2 separate regions of the Homo sapiens genome follow, and region 2 is linked to region 1. The links are chromatin loops, found by intact Hi-C in ENCODE. Cell type or tissue: PC-3. All regions are shown on one strand. Links, peaks and the distances in the headings refer to the core of each region. The heading gives the core; the rest is flanking DNA.

Region 1 (15,820 bases), core at 4,793-12,792:
CCCAAAGTTCTGGGATTACAGGGGTAAGCCACCACATCCAGCGTATTTTGTCTTTTCTAGAATTTCACATGACTGGGATCTTATAATCTGTGGTCTTTTTTGTGCTTTTTACGTAGCATATTGCTTTAGAGATTCATCCATGTTGTTTGTTTCACTAGTTCGTTCCTTTTCATTGCTGAGTAATATTTCTTTGTATGAATATACCACACTTAGTTTATTGACTAGATGATGGACATTTCAGTTGCTATTAGTTTTGGCTGTTACGAATAAAGCTGCAGTGAACATTTGAGTATACATCTTCTTTCAGGCCCTAGCAACCATGAATCTGTTTTCTTTCTCTATGAATTCTCCTATTTGGTGCTCATTTTTTTTAAAAAAAAATGGTTGCCTTAAGTTTTGAGAGTATTTTATATGCTTTGGGTACAAGTCCTTTATAAAAAATGTGGTTTGCAAATATTTTCTCCCAGTCTGTGGCTTGCCCTTTCATAAACTAACAGTCTTTAGAAGAGTGAAAGTTTTTTAGTTTGATGAAATCCATTTATCAGTTTATTTTGATGTTCAACTTATTTTTTTCTTTTGTAGTTTATACTTTTTGTGTCCTACTTAAGGAATTTTTGCCTAACCCAGGGTCACAAAGATTCTTATTATTTCTTAGTTTTTGCTCTTATTTTTAGGTCGATGATCTCTTTAGAGTTAATTTTTGTATAGGGTACAAAGTCAAGTTTCGTTTATTTGCACACTGATGATTTTTGTTCCAGCACAATTGAACTAATCGGAAAGATTAGCCTTTTTCCATTGAATTACCTTGGCACCTTTGCTGAAAATCAACAGACCACATATGTGTAGATGGAGTTCTGCACTCTGTATTCTGTTATGTCAGTCTCTGTTTGTCACTAAGCAAATACCACCTTGTCTTAATTACTATAGCTGATAGTAAAGGTTTCAATTAAAATTTTTATATATTTGAAAAATAATGTAGAGGAAATGGAAAATAATGTAGAGGACCTCCTGGGCTCAGGTGATCCTCCCACTCACCTCGCGGAGTAGCTGGGACTACAGGTGCACACCACCATGCCTGGCTAATTTTTGTATTTTTTTGTTGAGAAGGGTTTTTGCCATGTTGCCCAGGCTGGTCTCAAACTCCTGGGCTGAAGTGATCCGCCAGTCTCAGCCTCTCAAAGTGCTGGGATTACAGGCCGTGAACCACTGCTCCTGGGTACTTATATTTTAGGGTTTACTTTTAAAATTACTTTTTTTTTGAGACAGAGTCTTGCTTTGTCACCCAGGCTGGAGTGCAGTGGTGCGATCTTGGCTCACTGCAGCCTCTGCCTCCTGTGTTAGCCTCCCGAGTAGCAGGGATTACAGGCACCTGCACCATGCCTGGCTAATTTTTGTGTTTTTAGTAGAGATGGAGTTTCACCATGTTGGCCAGGTTGGTCTTGAACTACTGACCTCAGGTGATCTGCCCACCTTGGCTTCCCATAGGGCTGGGATTACAGGTGTGAACCGCCATGCCCAGCCTACTTTTAAAATTACTTTCAAGGGCCAAGCATGGTGGCTTACACCTGTAATCCCAGCGCTTTGGGAGTCCAAGGCAGGAGGATCGCTTGAGCCCAGGTAGGCAGCATTATTCCCAGGTAAAAATAGACATAGCAAAATCAGTAAAAAGAGCATGGACTTTTTAAAGTTCCAACTCCAGTTATCCCACTTACAGCTTTTCTGAGCCTTTTTGTTTAAGTTTTTTAAGAGATGGGATTTCACTTTGTTGCCTAGGCTGGTCTCAAATTCCTGGGCTCAAGCAGTCCTCCCTACTCGGCCTCCCAAAGTGCTGGGATTACAGGCATGAGCCACCATGACGAACCACGAGCCTTATTTTTAAAACAGTGATAATATTTCAGAGTTACTGTGGGGAGCACCTGAAATTATATTCATGAAGTGCCTGATTTATAAGAGAGTCTTGCTGATTTTTCCTCTTTAATTTTAAATCTGTCCATGTCTCCTATCCCACTACCAAGGGAAGAGAGGAGGAGACCTGTTTCAGGCCTTTATCATGTCTCTCCTAGATTGAGTTCAAGACCAGCCTGGGCTACATAGCAAGACCATGTCTCTACTAGAGAGAAAATAAGTGAGCCAGGCGTGGTAGTGCATATCTGCAGTCCCTGTTACTTGGGAGGCCAAGACGAGAGGATTGCATGAGACCAGGAGTTCAAGGTGGCAATGAGCTGTGATCTTGCTACTGCACTCCAGGTTCTGTGACAGGGCGAGAACCTGTCTCAAATAAATGATAATAAAATTACTTTCAAAAACATGATCTCCTTAATTCACTAACAATCTTAGGAATTAGAACAGACATTAATATCTGTATTTTATAAAAGAGGAAACTATAAGGTTTAAGAGGGCTGGTTTGATATCATACAGTTAGTGTGATAAAGCACTGAAGCCCAAGTCATGCCTTTCAAAATACGGTGCTTTCCACTATACGATACTTTTTTCATTTGCTGTTGTTCTCTTATGTTGAATACTGAAGAAAGAGTGTTTTATGAATAATTCAATCACAAAATTTTATTTAATTATATAGCTATATGAAGACAGCTAATCCATTTCCTTGGTTACTAACATCATGAGACATATTACGAAGTCAAAATTCCCAATCTGAAATGCAAAGAGGAAAAAAAAAGTCATCAAAATTGGGCTCTTTTTTTTTTTAGGTGATGGTGTTTTACAACCAGAAGAGGTGCTTATAATTTGATTTTAAATTTAGAAATGCAGGGAAGAGGCAAGATTTGTTAAAAGAAAGCAGAAATATTCCTTGAGAAAATTATTTTAAGAATTAAAGATGTTCTTGTCAGGATGATAGAACTTAAGCTTTAGACTATTTGAGTGTGTATGTGTTATCTATATTCTCTTTTGTTGCCAGACTTTCTATTCTTTGCAACCTTAAGTCTCTTCCCTCCCATTCCCTCCTCCTGCTGAGTCCCCCCACAATGTCAGGTCATAGTTAGGAGGTTCTTGCAGGAGTAGTGATGAAAGATAATGGTGACTAGAGTTTGAGTAGTGATGGCAAAAGAAACGGTAGGGTTTGGGATATATTTTGAGGGGCCTATGGATGTGCTTGATGAATGGATGTAAGGGACGAAGAAAACCAATGAATCACAGATAACTCCTAGTTTTTCAGCTTGATCAACTTGGTAGTACTATTTAGTGATGTGGGGAAGACTTAGATGAATTAGATGAGCTATACAGTGAATGATGGGAAATCAGATAGAAGCTATTTTTTTAAGTTTTGTTTTCATAAAAAGTAATATCACATCTCAGACATTGGAAAGGTAGAGACTAGATGAAATTACTTATGATCCTGACTTCCTGACACAATAATTTTAAGTGTTTTGGTGTGTATCTTTATAGTCTTGCATAGGGGTTGGCAACTTTCTGTAAAGGCAGCTTCTTAACTCTGTTGTAGCATGAAAGCAGCCATAAACAATATGTAAACAAATGAGCCTGCTTGTGTTCCAGTGAAGCTTTATTTATGGACACTGAAATTTGAACTTAAGGTAACTTTCACATATTGCAAAAAATTCTTTTACTCATTTTTTTCCCCAAACATTGAAAAATGCAAAAACCATTCTTTGTGTGCAGGCCACACAAAAACAGTTGACAGGCCAGATTTGGCTGTGTAGCCAGTTTGCAGGCCCCTGGTCTTGTGCATTTGTTTTATGGTTATAGTCATATCTTACATTGAATTTTATTACCTACCTTTTCTACTTTATATATGTGCATACTTTTTAAATTGAAAGACAAAGTGATTGCATTCGTTGAATAGTAAGCCCTGATAAACTTAGTTTACAAAGTGCCTTTATGTTCATTATTTTTTTTAATTCTTAGAATAACCATGGGAAGTGTGTGTCATGCTTAATATAAAGTAAAATATGTATTATGTACATAATTGAGGGTAAGTTATACATTATCATTAGAACTCTGTCTCTTCCATTTCTCTCTATATGTTGGCTTTATTCTCTGAAATGATCTTCCCCCAGCAGCAGTGGTCATGGCTACCGGTAGCTCTGGAACAACATCCTCAAAGTTTCCCTCCCTCAACACTAGTTTGAGAAATTCTAAGGCAGGACTTTGGTCCTGTTACATCAAAATTTCATCCCCCTGTTAATCATTATGTGTTGAAAGGGCAGGGTCATGTAGGAAGATAAGAGTTCTCATTTAGAACCAATGTTTAGAAAAATAGGAGGGAGAGTGGATAGTTTCTCAAATGAAGGATAGGGTAGTGCAGACATGGCCACCTGGGGGAATTATGAATTAGCCACCCCAAATTGTGTCTGTTGACATTGTTTAATATTGATTTAAAATTATTTAATTTTATGCTCTTTTCATTTACCTATTTGTATTATGCTCAGTTCTCTTTGCCGTTGCCACTTTATGTTTTATCACCACCTCAAACTGAATTTTAAAAATCCCTAGTTTTGCCGGGCGTGGTGGCTCACGCCTATAATCCCAACACTTTGGGAGGCTGAGGCGGGCGGATCACCTGAGGTCAATAAGAAACCTGGCCGGGCACGGTGGCTCACACCTGTAATCCCAGCTCTTTGGGAGGCTGAGGTAGGTCATTTGAGGTCAGGAGTTTGAGACCAGCCAGGCCAACACGGTGAAACTCCATCCCTACTAAAAATACAAAATTAACCAGGCATGGTGGCACATGCCTGTAATTCCAGCTACTCGGGAGGCTGAGGCAGGAGAAACATTTGAACCTGGGAGGCGAGGTTGCAGTGATCCGAGATCAGGCCATTGCAATAAGAGGGAAACTGTCTCAAAAAAAAAAAAAATCCCTAGTTTTGAATGTAATTTCCCCAAGAGTCTGGGTCTTATACCTCAGTGAAAGTTACTCTTTTCTTTGCTGGTTTTTTTTTGTTGTTTTTTTGTTTTTTTTTTTGGGGGGGGGAGGTGTAGTCTTGCTCCTCTGTTGCCCGTGCTGGAGTACAGTGGCACAATCTTGGTGCTTAACTGCAACCTCTGCCTGCTGGCTTCAAGAGATTCTCCCGCCTCAGCCTCCTGAGTAGGTGGGATTGCAGGCACCCACCACCATGCCTGGGTAATTTTTATATTTTTAGTAAAGGCAGGGTTTCACCACGTTGGCCGGACTGGTCTTAAACTCCTGACCTCAAGTGATCCACCTGCCTCAGCCTCCCAAAGTACTGGGATTACAGGCATCAGCCACCGTGCCCAGCCTACTGTTTTCTTTTTAAAAGACCATATTCTGACCACTCCAGTCCCTCAAATACTAGAGTCCTTTTATGAAAAAAATCTTGGTCATCTCTTGCCTCTTTGATTGCAATATGAAGAGTTAGATGAGAAATAGGTGAGCATCATTTGTAAACCCCAGACATTAAAGCATGAAGGATTTTGCTAGAATAACTGGCTCCCACTAGGATTCAAAAACCCAGAAAAACAGTGATAAATGAAGCAGTTGCTCTTCTCTGAGTCTTCAGAGCAACTGATTCCAGTATCATGATTTTCACTTTTCTGTGGTCCTTATCTAGAGACCCTGAGATTCTTGGTGCATCTGCAGAAAGCATTTAGGGTTTTGCTAATCTGGAGGAGTGATTGGTGAAACTCAACAGTCATGAAACTGCTTTGCAGACTCTGAGGTAGTATAGTGTATGTCAGGGAGGTGGTGGAAACTGACATGTTTGGCTGGTTGGCTCCACTTAGCCAAACCTTAGTCTTTAGCTGCAGTACAATATGTTTCATAGTAAAGAACAGTCATATACCACATATGAGGGTATTTCCATAAGATTTTAATACTGTATTTTACTGTACCTTTTCTGTGCTTACATACCATTGTGTTACCATTGCCTACAGTATTCAGTGCAGTAGTATTCTGTACAAGTTTATAGCCTAGGAGCAATAGGTTATACCGTATAGCCTAGGTCTGTAGTAGGCTATACCATCTAGGTTTGTGTAAGTACATTCTGTGATTTTGCACAATGAAATTGCCTGTGATGCATTTCTCAGAACTGACACATGTCTGTACTGCAAAACGTGCATGCAGTTTATTCTGCTGAAGGAAAAATTAGTAGAAGCTGGTTTTTAGATGAACGATAAAAAGAGTAAAAGCATTTAGAATGGTGTCTGCTGTGTGATTGTTTAGACTGACAGTGGAAAATTTCTTAGCAAAGAAGTTGCTGTTGCAATTTTATTTCTTAGGGCCAAACCCAATCTGATGCTATAATGAGAACTAAAATGATTTAAATTCCTTTAAGTTTTGACCTTTTTCATTGCTGAGATTTCTTAAAGGGACATTGTTGATATATTTTGCTTTTAAGTTTTCACTTTTGTCATCTATCTATTGAGTCATTATAGGCGTTCTTTTTTTTTTTTCCTTTTCTTAATGAAGTGGGGTCTTGGTATGTCACCTAGGCTGTTGTGCAGCAGCACAATCATGGCTCACTGCAGCCTTGACCTCCTGGGCTCAAGCAGTCTTCCTGCTTCAGACTCCTGGGTAGCTGGGACTACAGGCATGCACCACCATACCCAGCTAGTATCTTTATGTTTTGTAGAGACAGGATCTCACTATGTTGCCTGTACTGTCTGGAACTCCTGGGCTCAAGTGATCCTCTCCCTTTGGCCTCCCAGAGTGCTGGGATTACAGGCCTGAAACACTGTGCCTGACCTGCAGTCTTATTTTAAACTGTGTTAACATTACTTTATTGTGAAATAGTTGCAGAATTTCCCTTTTACCATTTTTAGGGTAATTCATGTTTGCTCATTTTAAATTTTATTAATCATTGTTTTTATAGCCTATATAAATATACACAAAAAGATAGTCATCATAAATTTTTAATGTGTAATGTTAATGGCTTATTTGAAATGGGATATCCTGTGGTGTTTGGTTAAGGAAATCAAGTCCTTTTAAATAAGATTAGGCAAAGTATATTTGTATATTTTTCAATTATTTTCTTTATATTTCTTTTCTTTTTTTTGTATCTAGTCCTGAATCCTAATCCAGATCTGTATTTTTCACTTCTCTCTCTCTCTTTTTTTTTTTTTTGCACTGGATAATTTATATCATTGTTGACTTGTACTATGGAAACAAATTTTTTGTCAGAAAATATTTTGTGAATATTTTCCCCTACATTGTGGCTTGCCTGGTTACTTTTTTAGTGATATCTTTTGATTGAGTAGGACTTTTTAATTTACCTTTTTTATTTCTTTTTTTTTTTTAGACAAGGTCTTGCCCTGTTGCCCAGGCTGGAGTGCAGTAGCTCATGTGATGCCCAACCTCCACCTCTTGGGCTCAAGCGATCCTCTCACCTCAGCCTCCCAAGTAGCTGGGACTACTGATGTGTACCACCATGTCTAGCTTATTTTTGTATTTTTTGTAGAGACGGTATTTTTACCATGTTGCCCAGTCTGGTCTCGAACTCCTGGGCTCGAGTGATCCACTTGTCTCAGCTCCTAAAGTGCTGGGATTACAGGAGTGAGCCACTGCTTGGCCAGGATCTTTAATCTTGATGGTCTGATTTATCATTTGTTCCTTAGGGCTTTGGCTTTTAGGTCTATGTTCTACCTTAGATTAATTTCTGTGTATGGTGTAAGATAAGAGTTAAAAGTTAATTTTTTTCTTACAAATATGCTTATAAATGCTAACAAACAACATTGTTTGGCAAAGACTTTGCTTTATTTCCAAATCAGGTAATCAGTATTATATTATAAAATTATTAGTTATTTCAAAGTAGTTGCATGGTTAGCTAGTTCATTGATTATAGAAGCTGTATTTTTTTAGGTCAGAATTATGGGTTTATACCTTCGGGATCCAGTTAACTTGGCCTTGTTTTGTGGCCATGGAATGTATTTCTCCTAAGTTGTTTTAGTCATTTGTTAGATTTGTTTCATTGCAAGTAAGAGGGTATATGATAACTTCATCATGCTACCAGATAAAACATTAGAGCATATGCCTTACACGACTATTAACTAATTTTATTTTGTGTGAGAGAGATTACATTATTACATTTTAAGGATACGGTATTCATAGTATTATAATGTTTAATGTATCATACTCAGTTTTTATGCCATACTAAAATAAGCAAAAATAAATTGATTTTAGTAAACATTAGAAATAATTTTTCAGAGTTTTGTATAGAGTGGGAAATGTAGATCTGACACTGTGAAATCCGTTTGTTAGGTTTTGTGGGTAAATAATGCTAAGTATAAAAATACAAGACATAGAAAAATTTAAAATGTACGTTTGCATATGCTTGTGCCAATATATAGACCATTCCATAAACCCAATCATTGGCTTACATTTCTGAGATACCAGCATTAAACATGAGTTATCTTTTAAGAGGCTGAATTTGAATTATATTACTCTGTTAGGATTTGTGCCAGCTTTTGGTTAATCATTATCTTGTTGATTATATTTGGTTCAAGATGACTCATTTTTCAAGGAGCTTTATTGCAACACTACATATTTACTACAGGAAGCCTGGATGGAAATGGAGCATCAGGTTATTGGAGATTTTTTTCTCCAATCTTTATTGTACCAAGTGTTATTAAAGTTAATTATTTTTCAATAACTGAATTCCCTGTGGAACCTAGTGCTTCATTAACCAACTGTAGGAGGATCATTTACTCCTTTTTCATGGCAGACAAATATATCTTTGATGATTGTTTAAATATTGGTCATACTTCTATACTATACATTGACCAGACTTAGATATAGTATTTTATTCTCATCAAATTGAGTATGGTCATTAACTGAGAATTTTGGAATCAGAGAGATTTGAGATTGAACCTTGTTTGTAAAATTTACTAGCTTTGGAAGCTTGTGCAAATACTTCTCTGAACCCTAGCGTTCATTCAGTCATTAATGAGTGAATTAATACATTCAGTCATTAATGAGTGAATTAATACATTCATTTATTAATGAATTTGGATAAAAATATTTACCTTGCAAGATCAGATTAAAAGGACATATAAAAGTATTAGCACTTAATATGTGCTTAATGATGATCACCATCTGTTGACGCTTGCTTATGGTATATATTGAGGTTAGGAGTGCCAATCATTTAGCCCTTCTGTCTCCAGGTTCTAAGAGATAAATAATGGACACAGCATCTGTTTCTAAAATTTAGACTGTCTGATAACAGCAGAATTTGAGACCATAACATGGATCTAAGGATAAATTGAGAGTCAGCTGCAATCACCAACAAATCTAGACTGTGAGACTATGATAAGAGTTCCGTCTGCCATGTCTGCTCTGACTACACTTAATCTGGCAGCTGGCGAGAAGATTAGAGGCTTACTTTATGTATCTAGTTATCAGCGAAACAAAGAGCTGGAGTGAGAAAGGGAAAGATGGCCTTGTTTTCTATGCAGTAACGTAATTTCCTTCTTGTTAAAAATAAGGTCCAAGGAAAGCTAAATCTAACCCACCAAATTAGTAACTTCCCTTCCCCCTCTGCCCATGCAGGAGTTTGTGGCTTGAGTTTGTGGAAGAGAGACTGGGAGAGTTTTCTGTAATACCTAATACAGTAACCACCCTGCCTCCACCCTGCCCTCTACTGTGGGAAAGAGAAGGGAAGTCTCATTCTTTATAATGGGAGATTAGTGTAAGAGTGCCCCCTACTTTGAAAAAGTAAATTTCACTTATGTTCAGTGTTTTTGTAGGCCCATAGAATAAATACAGTAGAAGAGCCCTGCAGAAATGAAAAGCCATGCTAGGAATCAAAGTAAATGTTGGTTTAAGGAAGTAAATTGTGTCTTTATTTATTTTTTGAGACAGGGTCGCACTCTGTCACCCAGGCTGAAGTGCAGTGGTGCGATCACTGCAGCCTTGACCTCCCAGGATCAGGTGATACCCCCATCTCAGATTCCCGAGTGGCTGGCACCACAGGCACGCACCACCACTCCTGGCTAATTTTCGTATTGTTTTGTAGAGATGGGGTTTTGCCATATTCCCAGGCTGGTCTCCAACTGTGAGGGCTCAAGTGATCCGCTTGCCTCAGCCTCCCAAAATACTGGGTTTACACGCATGAGCCACCACGCCCCATCTTTTAAACTTGTTAATAGAAAAATTGATGTTGGTAAAGAAAAAGAACCCCCCAAAAAGATAGATATAGGCAATAAAAATCACAAGTCATCTATTGGCAGGAGGTGATAAGAGTTCTGTTTGCAAAGATATATTTAAGACACCTGCTTAAATACTAGATTTTTTTTAAATGAAAATATCAGTAAATCCAAAACAATAGTCTTCAGAAAAAAAAAACAAAATGGTGTAAACTCAACATAAATTGTGAATCTGTTCTACAAATGAGTAATTTTAAATATCTGTGAAATATATATTGGTAGTGAATATTTTATCTTAAAAAGCAAAAATTTGAGAATGATCATTTATTGGCACTTCAGAAGAAACCAGTAAACGTGTAGCAAAATAGTGAATAAATGTCAGTTAAGCCAGTAAGTGTGTCATTAGCTATTGACAAAGATTACAGTTTTGGAAATAACTCCAGATGTGCTCCACCTCAAACCTTGTGTACTCCTTTAGCCAGGATTTATAAAATAGAATTAGAAGCATAATATATATGTTTGTAATTTGAAGCATAGGGTGGTGGTTAAGAATCTGGGCTCCAGAGTCACAGTGCCTACGTGTACATCCTGGCACCTGCAATTACTAGTTTGTAGCCTTGGACAAGTTATTTAATCTTTCTGTGTGCCCCATTTGTAAAGTGGTACTAATACAAGTACCTAGTTGATAGGGTTGCTTATCAGTGACTTTACTGGAATTACAGAGACCAGTTTGCTACAGGTTAGGTAGTAATGGAAAAAGAGAATGTCCAAACACCTGTAGCTTGCTCCTACCAGAACTTCTTAAGGGAGATAGAGGGAGTCTGACTTAAAATTGAATTTTTTTTTTCTTTTTTGGTTGGTAGAGATGTGAATATATATTTATCCTGAGGGAAAATGACCAGTGGATAGATCAGATGTGAGAGAGAATGGGCATGTATGATTGACCTAATGTCTCTAAAGAAAGTAATAGGGGAGACACTCTAAAGCACTGGGGGAAGGCTTGGTGTTTAACTCAAGAGGCACCTGTTTTAATGAGTTGGGAGGGGCTGGGTGTGGTGGCTAACACCTGTAATCCCAGCACTTTGGGAGGCCAAGGTGGGAGGATTGCTTGAGACCAGGAGTTCAAGCCTGGTCTTATGGGCAACATAGTGAGACTTCCATCTCTACAAAAAAAGAAGAAAAATTTTAAAAGGAAAAGGTGGTAAGGATGCTAATTTGGGGAGGAATATTTCTACCTGAAGTCTGCTATTTTCTCTTTGAAAGAGGAAGTGAGGACACATTCTGAGAAGTATGAGGTGGAGGTGGTGGAATTGAAAGCTGGAAGAGAGTTGTGAGGATTTGGAATAGTTATTGAGGCAATGGGAGTTGGAGTTCACTTGGAAAATGTAGAGAGACCAAGATGGGTTTGATGACCATGGGTTTTTGTGGTGGTTTCTGTTGTGTGTATGTATTCTCATTCCTTCCCTGTGTCTCTCTCTGCAGTACCCAGCAGCCATTGTGTAGAAACAGAAAAGCTGGGCAGTCAAAATGTTCTGGTATTGGTGGAGGCAGGACTTGACAAAGGAGAGTGGTTTGGGAAGACCCAGGGGCCAAAAGTTGAAAGTATTGCAGTGAGAGTGGTTGAAGTTATGTATCTTGGGGGTTTAGGCTGGAGAGGGAACACCTTGAAGCCAAGACAAGGTTGATAGGTGGGGAGAAAGTGGAAGAACATTAACACCAAAAGTTTCCATGAAGCTAAAGGGTGAAGTGTGATGGGGAATAGGAGTGAAAGAGACAAAGGATAAGGGCTTGGGGTTATGGGCCAAGATAATGAGTTTTAAGATTTCAGATGAGTAATTGTTGTGGGTAATAAAGCGAGTGGTTATAGAGGTGGATTATTCAATTGGGTAGTGGCTATCTCTTCACTCCTTAAGGAGGAGAGCAGCTAGGATGTTCACGTGGATTGGAATTTGCCCAGGCTAATGGTGGCTGAAAAGGTAAATTAGATAGTAAGATCAAAACTTATATGTAATTTGGAGAGTGACTGAGAAGTTGATTGATGATAATGATGAATAATTAGGTTAGTTGTTAGATCCTAGTTATAAGTAAAGGAGGAAGGTTTTGCAGGAGACTTTTGGAGTAATCATATGTGTGCTGCAATAGAAAGAAGACAGGACAATGCTGTTATCTCCCTGTTTTCTGTTGAGAGGTATAAGAGAAAGAATAGTTGCCGTTTTGACTCAGCTGGAATGGAAGTGGTGTCGTGTGGAAAAGTTGGTTTCAATTAGAGGCAAAAGGTAGACTGAGGTTCTGTAAAGGATCTAGAGAAGTTTATTTGAAAATAAGAAGCATTGCAAATGGCAGTAGTGAAAAAGGTTGGAAAAGAGGGTAACCTTTTGGGAGAGTGAGCGGGTAAGCAAGAGAAGGAACCGAAGCGTCACAGAAATCCGAGGCCATAAGTTACTAGTCAGATGGTAAATGTATCAGGGAAGTGAAAGTCATCTATGGGTTATTGTGGAATCATGGAAAGAGACCATTTGCTTTAAAGGATAAGTATATGGGGTATCATTTATGCCAGTCTTAAAAAACAATTTTGACATTGGATCATTCCTTAATGAGATGAACAGTGGCCGGGTAAATAAGGTTGCTGAGATTTAGAATAGAAATACCGGCCAGGCGCGGTGGCTGACGCTTGTAATCCCAGCACTTTGGGAGGCCAAGGCGGGCAGATCGCGAAGTCAGGAGATTGAGACCATCCTGGCTAACATGGTGAAACCCCATCTCTACTAAAAATACAAAAAAAAAAAAAAAAAAAAAATTAGCTGGACATGGTGGTGGGCACCTGTAGTCCCAGCTACTCGGGAGGCTGAGGCAGGAGAATGGTGTGAACCCGGGAGGCGGAGCTTGCAGTGAGCCGAGATTGGGCCACTGCACTCCAGCCTGGGCGACAGAACAAGACTACGCCTCAAAAAAAGAGGAATATCAGCACTGTGTAGACAAGGGGAAAAAGAAAGAATTTCAACAAAAATTATGGCCTTTGCTCCACATGTGACCTGTAAGCTGTAGAGAGCAGTCTTTTTTGAATTTGGCATAAATGCTTTTATGGACAAATGTTAATTTGAGGTTGTTAGGTATTGTGGTTGTCAGGCATATTTAATTCAACAAATGCTGATTTCTTATTTGCTGGTCATTGAGATCAAAAGCTCTCTTTTTGGCTTGAACTCCCTTTCTCCAGTTGAAAAGATGGTTTCAGAAATTCTGGCACTAATTCAGACTTACAGACTTTCTTTGTAGAGACAGTAATCCTCAAGTTCAGCAGTTTGACTCTAAATATCATAACAATTCTAAATTCATATCTAGAGGAATGTTTTATATCTTTTTTGGCATTTTTAAAGAGTTTTTGCAGACACTCATAGTCTTGGCATGCCTTCTATTGAATCTTTGGTGGGAGAAAGAATGTAAAGCAAAGGACTGAAATTTCCAGCGCTTTGCAGGGGACAGTAGGGGAAATGAGGCAGGAAATGAGGGCCCACTTAGAATGCAGTTTATTCCAAGTCTTTTCCACTTCCCCTGTTCTCCATGGGCTGCCTGCTGTATTCTCCTAAGGATGACCCTAAGAAATTAAGTGAATTGCATCCTCTAATTGTTGTCTATAGCAGTAATATGACAGAAGTATAGTACTTTTAAGTTCTTTTAAGTGAAGGATACCTGTATTCTAATTTCCATCAATCAAGTCGAATTTCTGAAGATTTTGTCAACTGTGCTAATTTTCAAAATGTTTTTGTTGGCTACATGCTAGCTGGAAATTAACTCTGAAAGCATTACCATCAAAATCTAGCTATTAAGTAAATATATAAAACTAATTTATCAGGCATCACTCTGTATCAGAATCTGTTTGATGTACTTTATGTGTATTGGCTCATTTAATCCTCATAGTAAGCTGTGAAGGAGTTAGCATTATTATCCCCATTTTACAGAGGTGGAAACTAAGGGATGAGTTAATTAACTTGCCCAAGAGCGCACAGCTAGGCTTAATGTATGCAGATTTTTAGCTTGATTTAGGAAGTTGAACATAAGTCTAATAGAACTTTAAAAAGTTAAAAGTATAACGCTTTCTGTGATGAAGCAGTCCCACTTCTGAGTATATATCCAAAGGAATTGAAACCATTATATTGAAGAGATGCCTGCACTCTCATGTTCATTGGAGCATTTTTCACAATAGCAAGGATATGGAAACCATGGAAGTGCCCATCAGTAGATGAACAGATAAGAAAAACGTACTCAGCCTTGGAAAGGGGGAAAGCCTGTCATTTGCACAACATGGATGAACCTAGAAGACATTCTGCTAAGTGGAATAAGCCAGGCACACAGAGACACATACCCAGATAACACATGATTTCACTTATATGTGGAAACTGAAAAAAAGTCAAACTCAGAAAATAGGCCGGGCATGGTGGCTCAGGCCTGTAATCCCAGCACTTTAGGAGGCTGAGGTAGGCAGATCACTTGAGGCCAGGAGTTCAAGACCAGCCTGGCCAACATGGTGAAACCCCATCTCTACTAAAAATACAAAAAATTAGCCGGGTGTGGTGCTGCGCACCTGTAATCCCAGCTCCTCAGGAGGCTGAGGCAGGAGACTCGCTTGAACTCGGGGGGCAGAGGTTGCAGTGAGCTGAGATTGCACCACTGCACTCCAGCCTGGGTGACAGAGTGAGACTCTGTCTCAAAAAAAAAAAAAAGAAGTAGAAAGTAGAATGACAGTTGCCGGGGGCTTGGAGGGGTGTAGACAGGGAAAGGAGAGGCGTTGGTCAAATAGTACAAAGTTTCATTTGGACAAGAGAAATAGATCCTGGTGATCTATTGCACAGTATGATGTCTGTAGTTAGTAATAAGGTATTGTAGGCCAGGTGCAGTGGCTCACACCTATAATCTCAGTGCTTTGGGAGGCCAAGGTAGAAGGATTGCTTGTGGCCAGTAGTTCGAGACTAGCCTGGTGTATTAGTCAGTGTTCTCTAGATAGAAGGATTGCTTGTGGCCAGTAGTTCGAGACTAGCCTGGTGTATTAGTCAGTGTTCTCTAGAGGGACAGAAGTAACAGGATACATGTATATATAAAAGGGAGTTTATTAAGGAATATTGACTCACATGATCACAAAGTGAGGTTTCACAATAGGCCATCTCCACACTGAGGAGCAAGGAAGCCAGTCTGAGTCCCAAAGCTGAAGAACTTGGAGTCTGATGTTTGAGGGCAGGAACCATCCAGCACAGGAGAAAGATGGAGGCCAGAAGACTACATCAGTCTAGTCTTTCCATGTTCTTTTGTCTGCTTTTATTCTGGCTGTGCTGGCAGCTGATTAGATTGTGCCCACCCCGATTGAGGGTAGGTCTGCCTTTCCCAATCCATTGACTCAAATGTTAATCTCCTTTGGCAACACCCTTCAATCCAATCAAGTTGACACTCAGCATTAACCATCACACCTGGGCAACGTAGCAAGACCCCATCTCTACAAAAAATAAAAAAATTAGCCTGGTGGGGTGGTGTATGCCTGTAGTCCTAGTTGCTTAGGAGGCTAAGACCTGAGGATTCCTTGAGCCCAGAAGTTTGAGGCTGCATTGAGCCATGATTGTACCAGTGTACTCCAGCCTGGGTGACAAGAGTGGGACCCTAACTCTAATAATAATAAGAAGAAGAATATATTACATATTTCAAAATAGAATAGAATAGTGGATTTTAAATGTTCTCACCATAAAGAAGTAAGTATTTGAGG
Region 2 (15,820 bases), core at 6,634-14,633, 130 kb after region 1:
ATGTTTCCTGTAATTTATTGCCTACTTCTGCCTTAATTGGGTTATAATTATAGAATGAAAATTGGATTAAATTTCTGTAAGCATGACAAGTACTGAATGTACAGCAGGTATTCCCCTAGCAAACAAAATGGCTTAGGCACCAGGAATATGTACAACATGTGTTCCTTTGTCCTCAAGAAGTACAGTCCAACTCAGGCCAGGAAGAGAAAGGTAGGCAGTGTAGCACAGTGGTTAAGAGCACAGACTCTGAGCCAGACTACCTGAATTTGAATTCTTTAACACTCTTTACCACAAAACAGTTCATTTTAGGGAAACAGATAAAAGAATTAGTTTTTAGAAGCATATACATCTTGTAATAAGCAAAATAAACTTCAATATGGGTCTGAAATTTATTTTGCTTATTATATTTAAGCAAAAACTAGGCCATGTACTATTTGAGGAAGCAGACTTATTTGCCTTTTTGCATATTTTATACCATATATTAAAACCAGAGTCCATTTGTAAACTAGTCTACAAACAACTTCAGAGTTTAGAATTTGTCCAAAATATTTTTGTTTGCCTTGACAATAATGAATCATTATCCATTAATTTATTTAAATCTATCTTTTAATTTATCAACTTAATGTTTGTCTTATGGAATAGTACACAACATGATTAAATGAGATATTCCACCAAAAGAAGTTTTCAGATCACTGAAGTTTACCCTACCAGACCCCCAATTTTTTTTGTTTTGTTTTGTTTTCTGTTTTTTTAATCTTGTTTTCACTTTTGAGACAGGGTCTTACTCTGTCACCCAGGCTGGAGTGCAGTGCCTCAAACTCCTGGGCTGAAGCAATTCTCCTGCCTCAGCCTCCTGACTAGCTGGCACCATAGGTGTGTGCCACCTTGCCCGGCTCACTTTTTTAATTTTTCATAGAGCTGAGGTCTCCCTATGTTGTCCAGGCTGGTCTCAAACTCCTGGCCTCAAGCAGTCCTCCCACCTCAGCCTCCCGAAGTGATGAGATTAGGCATGAGCCACTGCACCTGTCCGGTTTTTAATCTCAACCTTTTTTAAAAAAAAAGTCCATACCTTAATAAACAGTATATCAAATATGACTTAATCTTGTAGAATCAAGATTTTACAGGTAGCCCTGTAGCACTTAGCCCACTTTTCAGAGAAGATTAATGACTTGTCATTGGTGTCATCTTGTGACGTAATGGCAGATCAAGGACTTGAACACAATTCTACTAACTCTTAGTAGAGCCGACTTTCCAATGTACAGTAATGCCTCAGGTTTTTCATTTCGTGTCTTATTTTACTGTACAACTGATCCAGAAGAGAGAGCAATGTGTGACATGGAATAATCAGAATGACTTGGAAGTATTGAGAAATGGCAAGTTTGTCAAATGCATGAGACTTGTCCTAATCCAGTTAGGCAGTTCTTTGAAGCGTTTGAAGAAAGTATTAATTTGAGATACCCATAGGAACTGTTAAAAGTTTGCAGTACCGTTTGAGGTTGTAATGAAAGGTTCAACTATTCTGCGTTCCTAATTGTCTTCGGTTTTGTGCTTTGCTTCTAGCTTTCAGTTCTTGCTGCCTATTTCCACCGGCTGGTCTTATAGTCAGTCCCCTGCTTTTATCTATTGTCTGCTGTTATATAGGACAGGCAAAACTGGGTCAACACTGTCTCTGCTGCTTACTAGTTTGTGACTTTAGGCAAGTTAACTTCTCAGAGTTTTAATTTTATTATCTTAAAACTGGAGTTTATAATAGTTCGTACTTTATAGCATTGTTGTAAAGATGAGGTCTTTTTAAAACATAACAACTAGAACTACTCTCAAAGTTCCAAATACAAATGCTATTTTCTGTTTCTAGTAATTTTCCTGTTAACTACTCAACATTTAGGTGACTGTTATAGCTGCAGAAGCACAGTACGCTTAGAGCTTTAGGAAGTGTCACTAATAAACTATGATATCTCTAATTAAATGTCTGTAAATTATAAATGTCTCTAATAAAAATAATAAAGTAAATCTTATAACTTACAATCTAACAAATTATAAGTTATATGCATTTGGAGTCTCTCTTCACAGTAGCTCTCTTTATGTGGAAATGTCAGTTGAAAAGATGGCTGGTACCCAATGATGTGAAACAGCACTTCTTGGTAGAGGGCAGCTAGCTGATGCATGGGTCCCTTAATGAATGATGACATCATTATAGTCCAGGGCCTTGCTCTCAACTTCATAAGCTAAGAAACAAGCTTATTATTACTCACACCTGTAATCCCAGCACTTTGGGAGGCCAAGATGGGAGGGTCACTGGAGTCCAGGAGTTTGACACCAGCCTGGGCAATTAACCAAGACCCTGTCTGTATTTTAAAAAAAAAAAAAAAGCTGTGCTTAATTTGCTCCAGAGTCATCTGACCTAGTTTTGAACCCTGGGTACACCAATTTTTTGTTAAGTAACTTCAGAAAAGTTACTTAACCTATCTATGCATCCTAACCATCTCACCTACTAAGTGGACATCCTCATTAAGGTTGCCATGAGATTTAGATGTGATGATGTATGCAAGGTACTTAGTAAATATTAGGTATTATTATTAGCATTATTTTCCATGACTAGATGAGCCTGGGTTGTACCTACGGGTATTTTTCAGCATTTAACAGTAATCTATTAAAATTCAAAAATAGTTTTACAATGATGAGCATTGTGTATTTTCCTTGAAAGATTTTAAGTGTCCTGATTGACCTAAAGTTTCTACTCAGTTTTCAGTGGAATATTAAGGTTGTTTTATTATGTACCTGAGTGTCAACATAATGGCTTTCTGCTTGACTCAAATTCCTGTGTACCTTTTAACACTGTTACTCGAAGATCTTAGCCCAGGAGACAGTATATTTAAGTTGCAGTGATATCCTAAAAAGCATTACAAAATCTCTTGGAGTAGGCAAGAAGTGCTGGTAAAAGTAAGTTTGCTTTTTTGCCAGGATTTGGTTAATTGGAAATACACATCAAAAAGAGGGGGAAAAAAAGAGTAAACACTTTATCTACCTAGAAATCGCCAAGAAAATAAATCCTGAAGTTAATGCAGGATTTCAGTAAGGTAATAGAATTCAGTATCACTGTGACGGTTAAGAATTATGTGTAGTACCAGGCCGGGTGCTGTGGCTCACACTTGTAATCCCAGCACATTGGGAGGCCAAGGCGGGCGGATCACAAGGTCAAGAGATCTACACCATCCTGGCTAACACGGTGAAACCCCATCTCTACTAAAAATACAAAAAATTAGCCGGGCGTGGTGGCGGGTGCCTGTAGTCCCAGCTACTTGGGAGGCTGAGGCAGGAGAATGGCATGAACCCGGGAGGCGGAGCTTGCAGTGAGCCAAGATGGCGCCACTGCACTCCAGCCTGGGCGACAGCGAGACTCACATCTGAAAAAATAAAAAAAAAGTAGTACCTATTCACTTGAACACATCAGGGATATGGTCTCATTTAAAAGAGGCCATCAAGAACTCGGATCCTTTCTTTCTAAGCCATCTTATTAGTATGTTGCTTCCATCCTCAACATCATAACATGCTGCTGGAACTCCAGCCATCATCACCTAGTTCCAAGCAGAAGGGATTAGAGCAAGTGACAAAAGAGCACTCCTTCCACTAAGTCAGTTCTCAGAGTTTTCCTGGAAGCCCCACACAATGACTTCTGCCACCCCTAACTTCAAAGGAGCTGGGAAATAATAGTGTTCTAGCTGGTCACTCAACAGAAGGGGGATAATGTGGATTGGAGAGGCAACTAGCAGGCTACACTCTAGTCACTAGGTAAAGACCACTTTTCCTCAAACCAGCAAACGCATATCAAAAATGTGGGAGAAAAAATGCATTCACAATAGCAACAAAAACTAGATGCTTTGAGAATAAACATAGCAACAAAAGCACAGGAAGCTGTGTGAAACATTGCTGAAAGACATAACTAAGATCTGAAAGAATTAGACATAGCATGTTTCTAGATAACCTGATAAAGATATGTTTTCTACAAACTTCTCTAAGTTTGATATGATCTTCAGATTTTCAACATATTTATGGGATTAATAAAATAGTTCTAGTTCATCTGAAATTTTCCACGTATCACAGAACTATCATGGTTGGGAATAAGCAGATAGACTGATGGAACAGAAAAGCATCCAGGAACAGATTTATGTTTTTATGAAGTTTACTAAGTAATAAAAACGGTATTTCAAATCAGTAGAGAAAGAATAGACTTCTCTACCTGTATTTTCCAATATGGCAATTACTAGCCACAACTTTCTGTTCATATCATTAAAGGCAATTCAGTTCCCTGAGAGTGCAGCAACGTTTCAGTTACTTAGAAACCACAGGGGACTAGTTGCTACTGCATTGGACTGCACTGATACAGATATTTTTTATCACTGCAGAAAGTTCCACTGAACAGCATAGCTCTAAATGGACAAAAGTTAGGTCCTAAATTGAGACCTTGGTTGCTTGGTTGCTTGGTTGTTTTTTAACTCCCCAGGTAATTTTAAACCAGTTGCAAACCACTGATTCAGGTGATAATCATCATGCAGTTGACAAAGATTTAACTCAAATATTTCTGAATTTTTTCTTCATAGCCATATTCTTTCACTTTGTCACTTGGGATTATTTTTGTGGTAACGCCATATGGCTATTTAATGACAATAATGAAAGGGCCAGCTTAGAATACTTTTTTGTTTGTCTTCAAGGAGATATACTAGAATTTGCTCCTGTGTTTGTGCCCATGGAGTAAAGTTTGAGGCTTTTTTCTAAGCTGTGCATACACTTTGCATTAGCCTGTGACTTGGGTAGAGGAAGGACACTGAGGTGATTTGTGGGGAGGGTAACATAGACCCCAACAGCTGCATTTCATCTTTTCTTTGCTTATTTATTGGAATTGATGCCAGGCAGAAAATACTTTCATTTCTAAATATGAGTTAATAACTTTCCTAAGATCTTTTCTAAATTTGGGGACTTCTCCTACTCAAGAGTCCTTTTTGAGAATACTTTATGTTGATTTACCTTCTGAAAATAATCTGTGTCCAACATAGATGTTTTTGCATGAATATTATGTATATATACAATGCTTTTGATGCTCTTCTAATTGAACTATTGAAAGCTTTGCACAAAGCTTTGCACAAAGATGCAGATAGTATTTTTAAATACTATTCCATTAGGGTGAAATTCTCAGAGGCCTGTACTTTGCCATGACCAATCTTGTTAAATCTTCATCCACGTAGCAAGTTTTAATTTCAGAAGCATGGCTTCCCCAGACGCCAGAGCCAGGCTCATGTGCACTATGAAAAGGATGTATGAACCCTGCCATACTCAGAAAATAGCCAACATCCATGTGCATCTTGCTGTCTCTGAAAATTGATTTCTTAAGTTAGTAGGTCCCCTGTATGCCTAGCAAGTGATTCCCAACGTGTTTTCCAATATACCGCTTAATTCTAGTGATTTCAGAAAGCTTCACTTCTCAGATTCATATAATTTAAATTGGTTTAAATATGTTTATTTCCCATACAGCACTATGGTGGAGATTATGGCTCCAGAAAGGTTTGGGGACACATCGGTAGACTTCAGAAGGGTACTAAAAGAATTAGAGTCATTGTTCTAATGTAAATCATTAAAAACTATCCCTAAGGTACACTGAATTTGTTAACTTACAAAATAAAATCCTGGTCAGGTGCAGTGGCTCACTATAATCCCAGCACTTTGGGAGGCTGGGGCAAGTGGATAACTTCAGGTCAGGAATTCGAGACCAGCCTGGCTAATGTGGTGAAACCCCGTCTCTACCAAAAAAAAAAAAACAAACAAAAATTAGCGGGGCGTGGTGATGCGCACCTGTAGTCCCAGCTACTTGGGAGGCTGAGGTGGGAGGATCACTTGAACCCAGGAGGCGGAGGTTGCAGTGAGCCAAGATTATGCCACTGCACTCCAGCCTGGGTGAACGAGTGAGACTCTGTCTCAATTAAAAAAAAAAGAAAAGAAAAAGAAAAAGTCTTAGAGGAAGAAAAGAATAGGTGAAAAAAAATAAAGGCCAGGTGCAGTGGCTCACACCTGTAATCCCAGCACTTTGGGAGGCTGAGGTGGGCATATCACTTGAGGCCAGGAGTTCGAGACCAGCCTGGCCAACACAGGGAAACCCCGTCTGTACTAAAAATAGAAAAAATTAGCTGGGATGGTGGTGCACACCTGTATTCCCAGCTACTCAGGAGGCTGAGGCATGAGAATCATTTGAACCTGAGAGGTGGAGATTGCAGTGAGCTGAGATTGTGCCACTGCACTCCAGACTGGGCAACAGAGACTCTGTCTCAAAATAAAAAGAATAAAATCATGTGACCAGAAAGCTAGTAATTGACCGGATACAGTGGCTCATGCCAGTAGTCCCAGCACTTTGGGAGGCTGAGGCTGGAGGATCGCTTGAGCCTGGGAGTTCAAGACCAGCCTCGGCGATGTGGTGAAACCTTGTCTCTGCAGAAAATACAAAAATTAGCTGGGAGTGATGGCATGTGCCTGTAGTCCCAGCTATCCAGGAGGCTGAGAAGTGGAAGGATCACCTGAGCCCAGTGGGGTCAAGGCTGCAGTGAGCCATGATAGCACCATTGTACTCCAGCCTTGGCAACAGAGTGAGACCCTGTCTCAAAAAAAAAGTTAGTAATTGAAAAAGCACAGTAGAAATTAAATGTGTTTGACCACAGACTGTAGGAGGTAAAAGCAAATTCAAGTCTCTGTCAGCTTTGGTGAACCATAAGATCTGTGTAATTTATCTGAAATAGTTTATTGGAAATGCTTAAGTGCTTATACGTGAAGCCAACAAAAATTAGTGTTTCGTAGTTTTTTTGTTTTAATTCCCACAGTGTGAAAACCTAAGCAGAAAAAGATCGTTGTTTCCTGCTTAAGGAATGTTTTAAGGAATCATGATTTTATTGAGACCTACTGTTCTGATGGAGTACAGCGTTGGGTGAATTTTCCCCAAAACATTCTTTAGAGATAGTCTTTCTAGGATACCTCCATAGACCATATACGGGTGCTGTATTCCTCAGCTTCTGAGTTGTACCATGGATAATTCAGAAGTAGCCCAGGAAAACTGTATTCCTGATGCCTTATGCACAACTTATAACCAACACTTCATTCTCAAAAATGGAGTCACTCTCATGGGGACACCAGTGACGTGAAATAAGGCCAGAGGGTGTGGTATGTGTTGCAATGTCCTGTAAGATACAAGTTTAAGAGACTGTCTTTCTTGGAAGTGTCTAATACAGGTAGTAGGTGCTAGTTTCTGGTATCTAGATAGGCCAGAAAGTTTCTCCCAGGTTTCAAGTGCTGAGGATTTGCTGTGAGCCTGCTCAGTTTTAGAGGGTGTGACACTGCTTCCTCTCCTTTAGAAATTCCAACAAATGTGTATTCAGAAACAGTATTGGCTAGCTGTTGAACTGTTTATCATTCAGAACTCTAAATGCTTTCTAACAATTTATCTGTTATTTTCTAGGGACATTCCAGCTACATCACACACCTTGACTGGTCCCCAGACAACAAGTATATAATGTCTAACTCGGGAGACTATGAAATATTGTACTGTAAGTATGAATGATTTTATATATATATATATATGCTATGATTATATTTATATATATATATATATATATATATATATATATATATGCTAAGATGTGTCTGTCAGGGGCGCTAATGAACAGGCTGCATGGAATCTGAATTGTGCAGAGAATGCTTGCCAACCTCTTTAACCTGACAAAGCATATGTTATGCTGAGCTAAGGTAATGAGAATCTCAAATGTGATTCACTTCTCCAAGAGTAATGAATTAATGTTAATAGTGTAGAACAGAAGGCACATATAGTAATAAGAAATTACTCTGTCAAATTGATGCTGCTCTGAATGGTTTTTCATTTAATTACTTCTCCTGGAGGCAGGGAGGAATATGATAGATGGGCATTTATGCTTTTTAGAGGAAAAAAAAAACTTCCATGGGAAACAGTTTGTAGTTTTATAAACCCTGTTAAAGTGAACACTTTCTTTTCCTTTTTAAATGTGTCTTAATGTTTTTCAGTGTATGGATTATAAATACAAGTAAACGTGGCTAGTTTGAATCAAGATGCACTTTCAAATACATTTGTACACAAGCACTATGATTATACTTCCTGTTTCTAAATTTAAAGGGGACATTCCAAATGGCTGCAAACTAATCAGGAATCGATCGGATTGTAAGGACATTGATTGGACGACATATACCTGTGTGCTAGGATTTCAAGTATTTGGTAAGGAAATGACACCTGATGTAAAGAAGTGGTTTGTGGGTTTTTTATATATAATATTTACTTGCTTAAATTTATAAATGAAAAATAGTCTGTGTATTCTTTAGCTTTATCACTATTAATGTCAGCCTCAGAGAAATTAAATGTATTAGGATTGAACCAACATGGGATTTGTATTTTGCAGAATCAAGCACTTTTGGTCCTTAATATGAAAGACAAGGAATTTACATAGTAGTACAGATTACCTTCCCGTTTTTCTTTAAGTGAAAATTGAAGTTATTAAATTTGGAAAGGCATTTTTAAATAGCTTGAGATACATGCCATACAATTCACCTAAAGTGTAAAATTCAGGCTGGGCGCAGTGGCTCACACCTGTAATTCTAGCACTTTGGGAGGCCGAGGTGGGCAAATCACCTGAGTTCAGGAGTTCGAGACCAGCCTGGCCAACATGGTGAAACCCTGTCTCTGCTAAAAATACAAAAATTAGCTGGGCGTGGTGACGTGCACCTGTAATCCCAGTTACGTGGGAGGCTGAGGCAGGAGAACTGCTTGAACCTGGGAGGCAGAGGCTGCAGTGAGCTGAGATTGTGCCACTGCACTCCAGCCTGGGTGACAGAGTGAGACTCCAGCTCATAAATAAATAAAGTGTAAAATTCAGTGGTTTTTGTATACTTAGTTGTGTGACCATCAAGGTCTAATTTTAGAACATTTTCATTACCCCACAAAGAAACTCTGTACCCATTAACAGTTACCCCATCTCTCTTATCCTCTACCCCACCCCCCAGCAACCACTAATCTGTTATTGATTTGCCTTTTCTGTATAGTTTATATAAGGGGAATCATACAATATTTGATCCACTGAGACTAGCTTCTGTGATTTAGCATAACGTTTTCAAGGTTTATCCACGTTGTAGCATACATCAGTACTTTACTCTTTTTATGGCTGAGTAATATCCCATTGTATGGATAGATGACATTTTGTTAATTCATTCATCAGCTGATGGACACTTGGGCTGTTTCTACTTTTCAGCTATTATGAATACCACTGCTGTGAACAGTCATGTGCAGGTTTTTGTGTAGACATGTTTTCATTTCTCTTGGGTATTTACCTAGGAGTAGAATTGCTGAGTCAAATGGTAACTGTATGTTTACTCTTTTGAGCAACTGCCAGACTGTTTTCCACAGTGACTACATTTACATTTCCACCAGCAGTGTACGAGGGTTCTGGTTCCTCCATGTCCTTGTCAGTGTATTTTATTATTATTTTGCGTGTGGATGTCTAGTTGCCTTACACCACTTGTTGAAATACAAAGGCATTTTTAGGAGAATTATATAAAGATAACTATGTGGGGCTTCTTCCTAATCTGACGTTTTGTAACTTTCTGGAAATCCGACCTCTATGACTGTTTTCTAAGCCTTCCTCAGTATTTAGGTATCCTTCTGAAAGGGTTAGAAGATAGATGGAAAAGTTAAAATAATAAAGCGTTATTTGCAAAGAATTAAAAAGAAGTGTTATGCTCAGGTAATTAAAATACTGGATATGGATGTGGCACCAATACCTAAAGCAATACACAAAAATTAATATTTTCTCTTTAACAATTTATCTCTGCCTTCTGAAAATTGGGTTCTCCAGCCTGATCATAGATCTGAACATTTCTTTATGCTATGTGCATTAGGAAAATAATCCATTATAGGTGGTTGTTCTAAACACAAGTGCTATCAAGACAGAGAAGCCTAATAGGCCAGGAAGGAATTAAAAACAAAATAATTCTGTCCATAAACAATTTCATTATTCTACGTGAAAATGAAGCAGTGACCCATAGCTGGTAGCTTCTGTGGTTATTTTAATGAAGACATTATTTATTTAAATTATTAAGAGAGACCAATTTTAAAGTATTTTGACTTGTTTTTAGCAAATTTACCAAAAACATATTTGTTCTCTAGAGTAGCATTCAACCACAAGTGGCCAACATCTCAACCCTTAAATCTTCCATAGTTTCAATCTAGCCTAATAGAGGTTTGTGAAAATTATGTTCGACATGATCATTAGTGCTGCATAATGATTCAGAATAATTAAATTTGACGTGTCTTATCTTGGGACATAATCTTTCCAGGAAAATTACATGGGATAGCATGCTAAACTAGTGGATGGCCTATGCTTTCTAAAAGAAATAATCTCTCTGAGGTTTTCTTGGAGGTGCTTGCCTGAAAGAAAACCTAGACTCCACTTCGAAGACTTGGTGTTATGGCTTTGTTTTTGAACCTTGTCTATACAAGTAACTGATTCCCTCCATCCAGAAACTTTAAAAAGGAAGAGCTTATTGCTGAGGTGTAAGTCAAGCTGAAAGTAAAATAAATTATTAGCACCACCTGCTGGTTACCATTGAGTACCATTGAGTCTTTAAGTTTTCCATTTTGGGGCTATTTTGGTTTTTTATTAGTTAGATTTTGGACAGGACTTGATTTGAATGAAGAACAGTGTGAGCCACTGAGAAATTTGTAAAGGAAATGTTAACAGCTAAGAGTTTGAACATAGATAAAAGCTAAACAGATTCTAAAATAAAATAAACATATATAGCATCACAGTTATATTTCTTCAGCTAATTTTTCTGCATCCCTGTGTTTCCATATCAAAGGTGTCTGGCCAGAAGGATCTGATGGGACAGATATCAATGCACTGGTGCGATCCCACAATAGAAAGGTGATAGCTGTTGCCGATGACTTTTGTAAAGTCCATCTGTTTCAGTATCCCTGCTCCAAAGCAAAGGTAAACTCACTTTAATAGAAACTAATGTTATAAGGCCTTCTGTCCAGGGATGATTTTGCATCCATAGCAAGAAAATATAGGTTACTGATTCCTCTCCATGATACTCCAGTGCACAGAGGGAGATAAGGGCCATCGGTGAGCATCCATCCAGGCAGTGCTTGTCTTCTCCCCCTTCCTAAGGCTAAGGAGAAGTGAGCTGTAGAAATGACGACCGATGATGTTATTCCTGTTTCTTTATTGTCCGGTTGCTTTTTATTTTGATTTGTTGGCAATTTAAAATCTCTCCTAAATATTTTAAAATATTTTATTTGTTGGATACATATTCAACGTTATAAAACTAATGGAACTGTTTCCCGAATGTCCTGTAATCCTACCAACATAGTAAATGTTCCCCTAACCATTTCAGAAGAATAATTACTAAGCTCTGGCAAGTATACGACCAACATCTAGAAGAGACAGACTTTTAGCTATTTTTTTAAACATATAGTGTGAAAATACAGAGATGTCCAATTCTTCTGTTTCGTTTTTCCTATGTAAAGTGATAATAAAAGGAAATAACGGCTAGCCTTACTCCTGAGATTTGATGACTTCTGGCTTTAAATTGGATTGCCCATTTCACAAGCTGAGTTTACCCCCCTTACGTATCACCTCCATTTCTGAAACAGGCATGTCAAGAATGAGTTTAATTTTCCTGTCTGTCTGATTTATTTCATATAGGCTCCCAGTCACAAGTACAGTGCCCACAGCAGCCATGTCACCAATGTCAGTTTTACTCACAATGACAGTCACCTGATATCAACTGGTGGAAAAGACATGAGCATCATTCAGTGGAAACTTGTGGAAAAGTTATCTTTGCCTCAGAATGAGACTGTAGCGGATACTACTCTAACCAAAGCCCCCGTCTCTTCCACTGAAAGTGTCATCCAATCTAATACTCCCACACCGCCTCCTTCTCAGCCCTTAAATGAGACAGCTGAAGAGGAAAGTAGAATAAGCAGTTCTCCCACACTTCTGGAGAACAGCCTGGAACAAACTGTGGAGCCAAGTGAAGACCACAGCGAGGAGGAGAGTGAAGAGGGCAGCGGAGACCTTGGTGAGCCTCTTTATGAAGAGCCATGCAACGAGATAAGCAAGGAGCAGGCCAAAGCCACCCTTCTGGAGGACCAGCAAGACCCTTCGCCCTCGTCCTAACACCCTGGCTTCAGTGCAACTCTTTTCCTTCAGCTGCATGTGATTTTGTGATAAAGTTCAGGTAACAGGATGGGCAGTGATGGAGAATCACTGTTGATTGAGATTTTGGTTTCCATGTGATTTGTTTTCTTCAATAGTCTTATTTTCAGTCTCTCAAATACAGCCAACTTAAAGTTTTAGTTTGGTGTTTATTGAAAATTAACCAAACTTAATACTAGGAGAAGACTGAATCATTAATGATGTCTCACAAATTACTGTGTACCTAAGTGGTGTGATGTAAATACTGGAAACAAAAACAGCAGTTGCATTGATTTTGAAAACAAACCCCCTTGTTATCTGAACATGTTTTCTTCAGGAACAACCAGAGGTATCACAAACACTGTTACTCATCTACTGGCTCAGACTGTACTACTTTTTTTTTTTTTTTTCCTGAAAAAGAAACCAGAAAAAAATGTACTCTTACTGAGATACCCTCTCACCCCAAATGTGTAATGGAAAATTTTTAATTAAGAAAAACTTCAGTTTTGCCAAGTGCAATGGTGTTGCCTTCTTTAAAAAATGCCGTTTTCTTACACTACCAGTGGATGTCCAGACATGCTCTTAGTCTACTAGAGAGGTGCTGCCTTTTCTAAGTCATAATGAGGAACAGTCCCTTAATTTCTTGTGTGCAACTCTGTTTTATCCTAGAACTAAGAGAGCATTGGTTTGTTAAAGAGCTTTCAATGTATATTAAAACCTTCAATACTCAGAAATGATGGATTCCTCCAAGGAGTCCTTTACTAGCCTAAACATTCTCAAATGTTTGAGATTCAAGTGAATGGAAGGAAAACCACATGCCTTTAAAACTAAACTGTAATAATTACCTGGCTAATTTCAGCTAAGCCTTCATCATAATTTGTTCCCTCAGTAATAGGAGAAATATAAATACAGTAAGTTTAGATTATTGAATTGGTGCTTGAAATTTATTGGTTTTGTTGTAATTTTATACAGATTATATGAGGGATAAGATACTCATCAAATTGCAAATTCTTTTTTTTACAGAAGTGTGGGTAACAGTCACAGCAGTTTTTTTTACCAACAGCATACTTAACAGACTTGCTGTGTAGCAGTTTTTTTCTGGTGGAGTTGCTGTAAGTCTTGTAAGTCTAATGTGGCTATCCTACTCTTTTGGGCAATGCATGTATTATGCATTGGAAAGGTATTTTTTTTAAGTTCTGTTGGCTAGCTATGGTTTTCAGTACATTTCCTACTTTAAGAGTAATTACTGACAAATATGTATTTCCTATATGTTTATACTTTGATTATAAAAAAGTATTTTGTTTTGATTTTTTAACTTGCTGCATTGTTTTGATACTTTCTATTTTTTTGGTCAAATCATGTTTAGAAACTTTGGATGAGTTAAGAAGTCTTAAGTATGCAGGCGTTTACGTGATTGTGCCATTCCAAAGTGCATCAGAACTGTCATTCCCTTCTAATATCTTCTCAGGAGTAATACAAATCAGGTATTTCATCATCATTTGGTAATATGAAAACTCCAGTGAACTCCCAAGGACATTTACAACATTTATATTCACACGCTGTATGGAAGGGTGTGGGTGTGTGTGAAGGGGCGAGTGGAGACACTGTGTGTATCTCTAGATAAGAAGATATGCACCACGTTGAAAATACTCAGTGTAGATCTCTATGTGTATAGGTATCTGTATATCTTTCCTTTTGTTTACAACTGTTAAAAAACCTCAAAATAGTTCTCTTCAAAAGAAGAGAGATTCCAAGCAACCCATCTTTCTTCAGTATGTATGTTCTGTACATACTTATCGGAGCGCGCCAGTAAGTATCAGGCATATATATCTGTCTGTTAGCAATGATTATTACATCATCAGATCAGCATGTGCTATACTCCCTGCAAGAAATATACTGACATGAACAGGCAGTTCTTGGAGAAGAAAGAGCATTTCTTTAAGTACCTGGGGAATACAGCTCTCAGTGATCAGCAGGGAGTTTATTTGAGGACATCAGTCACCTTTGGGGTTGCCATGTACAATGAGATTTATAATCATGATACTCTTCGGTGGTAGTTTCAAAAGACACTACTAATACGCAGGAAGCGTTCCAGCTATTTAATGCTGGCAACTACTGTTTAATGGTCAGTTAAATCTGTGATAATGGTTGGAAGTGGGTGGGGTTATGAAATTGTAGATGTTTTTAGAAAAACTTGTGAATGAAAATGAATCCAAGTGTTTCATGTGAAGATGTTGAGCCATTGCTATCATGCATTCCTGTCTCATGGCAGAAAATTTTGAAGATTAAAAAATAAAATAATCAAAATGTTTCCTCTTTCTAAGTGCGTCTTAACTCTTTCTTCATTTATACTGAGAGTTTCCATGACTATCCAGTTATCAGAAGGCATGACAATTCAGAAGACAACATTTATCAGTGGGCTACTGCTGCTGCTGTGGATAAAATCATTCTGGTAGTAACAAACTCCCATCTCATAATGTTAGAGGAAATTACTTCTGATTTATGCTCCCCCTGAATATGTGGATAGCTTTGTTTTCACTTATTTCATGTCAGCACTTTCTCTAATGTTTAATATTGGATAATCCTGATAATCTTCGTTACCCATCCGACTAGGCTGCCTCGCAGTGTTAGCCTTTGTGAAGTACTTGAACTCAGTAGGCCATGGCATTCTCTGCTTTCTCCCATCTCTCCCATGTTGCTTTTTAACGCAGATCTTCTGTATACCACAATCACAAATTGGCTACTACAAATGTTTCTTTATAAAGAATAGGTTGATTGATAGTATTCCAAACATTCCCCAGGTTTACAATCATAGAAATGATGGGGTTTTCATTATTGCCTTACTCGTCCCTGGTGACTGAATATTCACAGCCACTTACTTACATATACTAATCCATGAGAGGCTATCCTGGGGTAGGAGTTCCATTTTCACTGATTCTGAGACAGAATGGCTAGTGGGCACCAAAACAAACCCACTCAACAATGTGATTTTTCTTCACAAGTAAGAAAATCCAAAACTACTTCTATGGCGAAATGATGAATTAGATTTTGGGCACATTGAGGTGTTGTATTAGTGTAACTTCTAGAAGGAACTAGTTTTCCAGCTTAAAGCTGGAAATAAAGGATAAGTACATGTTTTTAGGACCACGAAGGCTGAAGAGCAGATGGGCAGGATATGGACCAAGAAGAGCTGCCCCTGGAGGAGTACCTACTGTGGGCCCAACATCTCCCAATACCCAGGTGTTCAGGGATACAGGGAGGTGACTGTAGATGAAGAAATGAGTTTGGGAGATTTAGTAACCAGCCTATGTTCATTTAGATCATGGCCATGCTGAGACTTTATGTTCTAGAACTTCAAAATTTGTACTTCCTCCACTACACTAGGAGAAAGACATTCATTAGACATAGAAGGAAAGGACCAGGGTAGATTCACAGACTTACTTTGGAAAGGAGATAAGGGAAACAGAAGAGAGTCTGTGTCAGTCTTGGTCCTCAGTCTGGGACGAGGTGAGTCCACGACACAGCAGTGCCGCACATCTGTATCACCATCACTGAAGCCCTGCTGGAAA

Evidence for each region. A loop is a pair of places that touch in the nucleus more often than their neighbours do. Peaks named below come from ENCODE experiments on the same cell type or tissue, not always from the same donor. Only the 100,000 strongest peaks of a DNase experiment are listed, where the experiment ranks them.
Region 2: a loop joins it to region 1, with 2.9 times the contacts of the local background. A loop is called at or near these places in 6 of 110 quality-filtered maps.

Annotation. Positions count from the first base shown.
Region 1 is chr2:42,187,305-42,203,124 of GRCh38, forward strand. All of the region lies in intron 1 of EML4 (EMAP like 4), which reads left to right. Among named protein-coding and RNA genes, the nearest start is that of EML4-AS1, 25 kb to the left of the region's middle. RefSeq lists an enhancer at 8,335-8,479 and a cis regulatory region at 8,401-8,414. In PC-3, for the core only: a CTCF peak has its summit at 9,579 (motif pointing left); DNase peaks (open chromatin) are centred at 8,427 and 9,567; H3K27ac peaks cover 1,210 bases.
Region 2 is chr2:42,317,975-42,333,794 of GRCh38, forward strand. EML4 (EMAP like 4) reads left to right here. Exons shown (of 23, transcript NM_019063.5): 20 at 7,493-7,580; 21 at 8,180-8,278; 22 at 10,912-11,042; 23 at 11,760-14,574. The coding sequence ends at 12,233. Among named protein-coding and RNA genes, the nearest start is that of COX7A2L, 35 kb to the right of the region's middle. In PC-3, for the core only: a CTCF peak has its summit at 10,656 (motif pointing left); no DNase peak of the experiment used is centred there.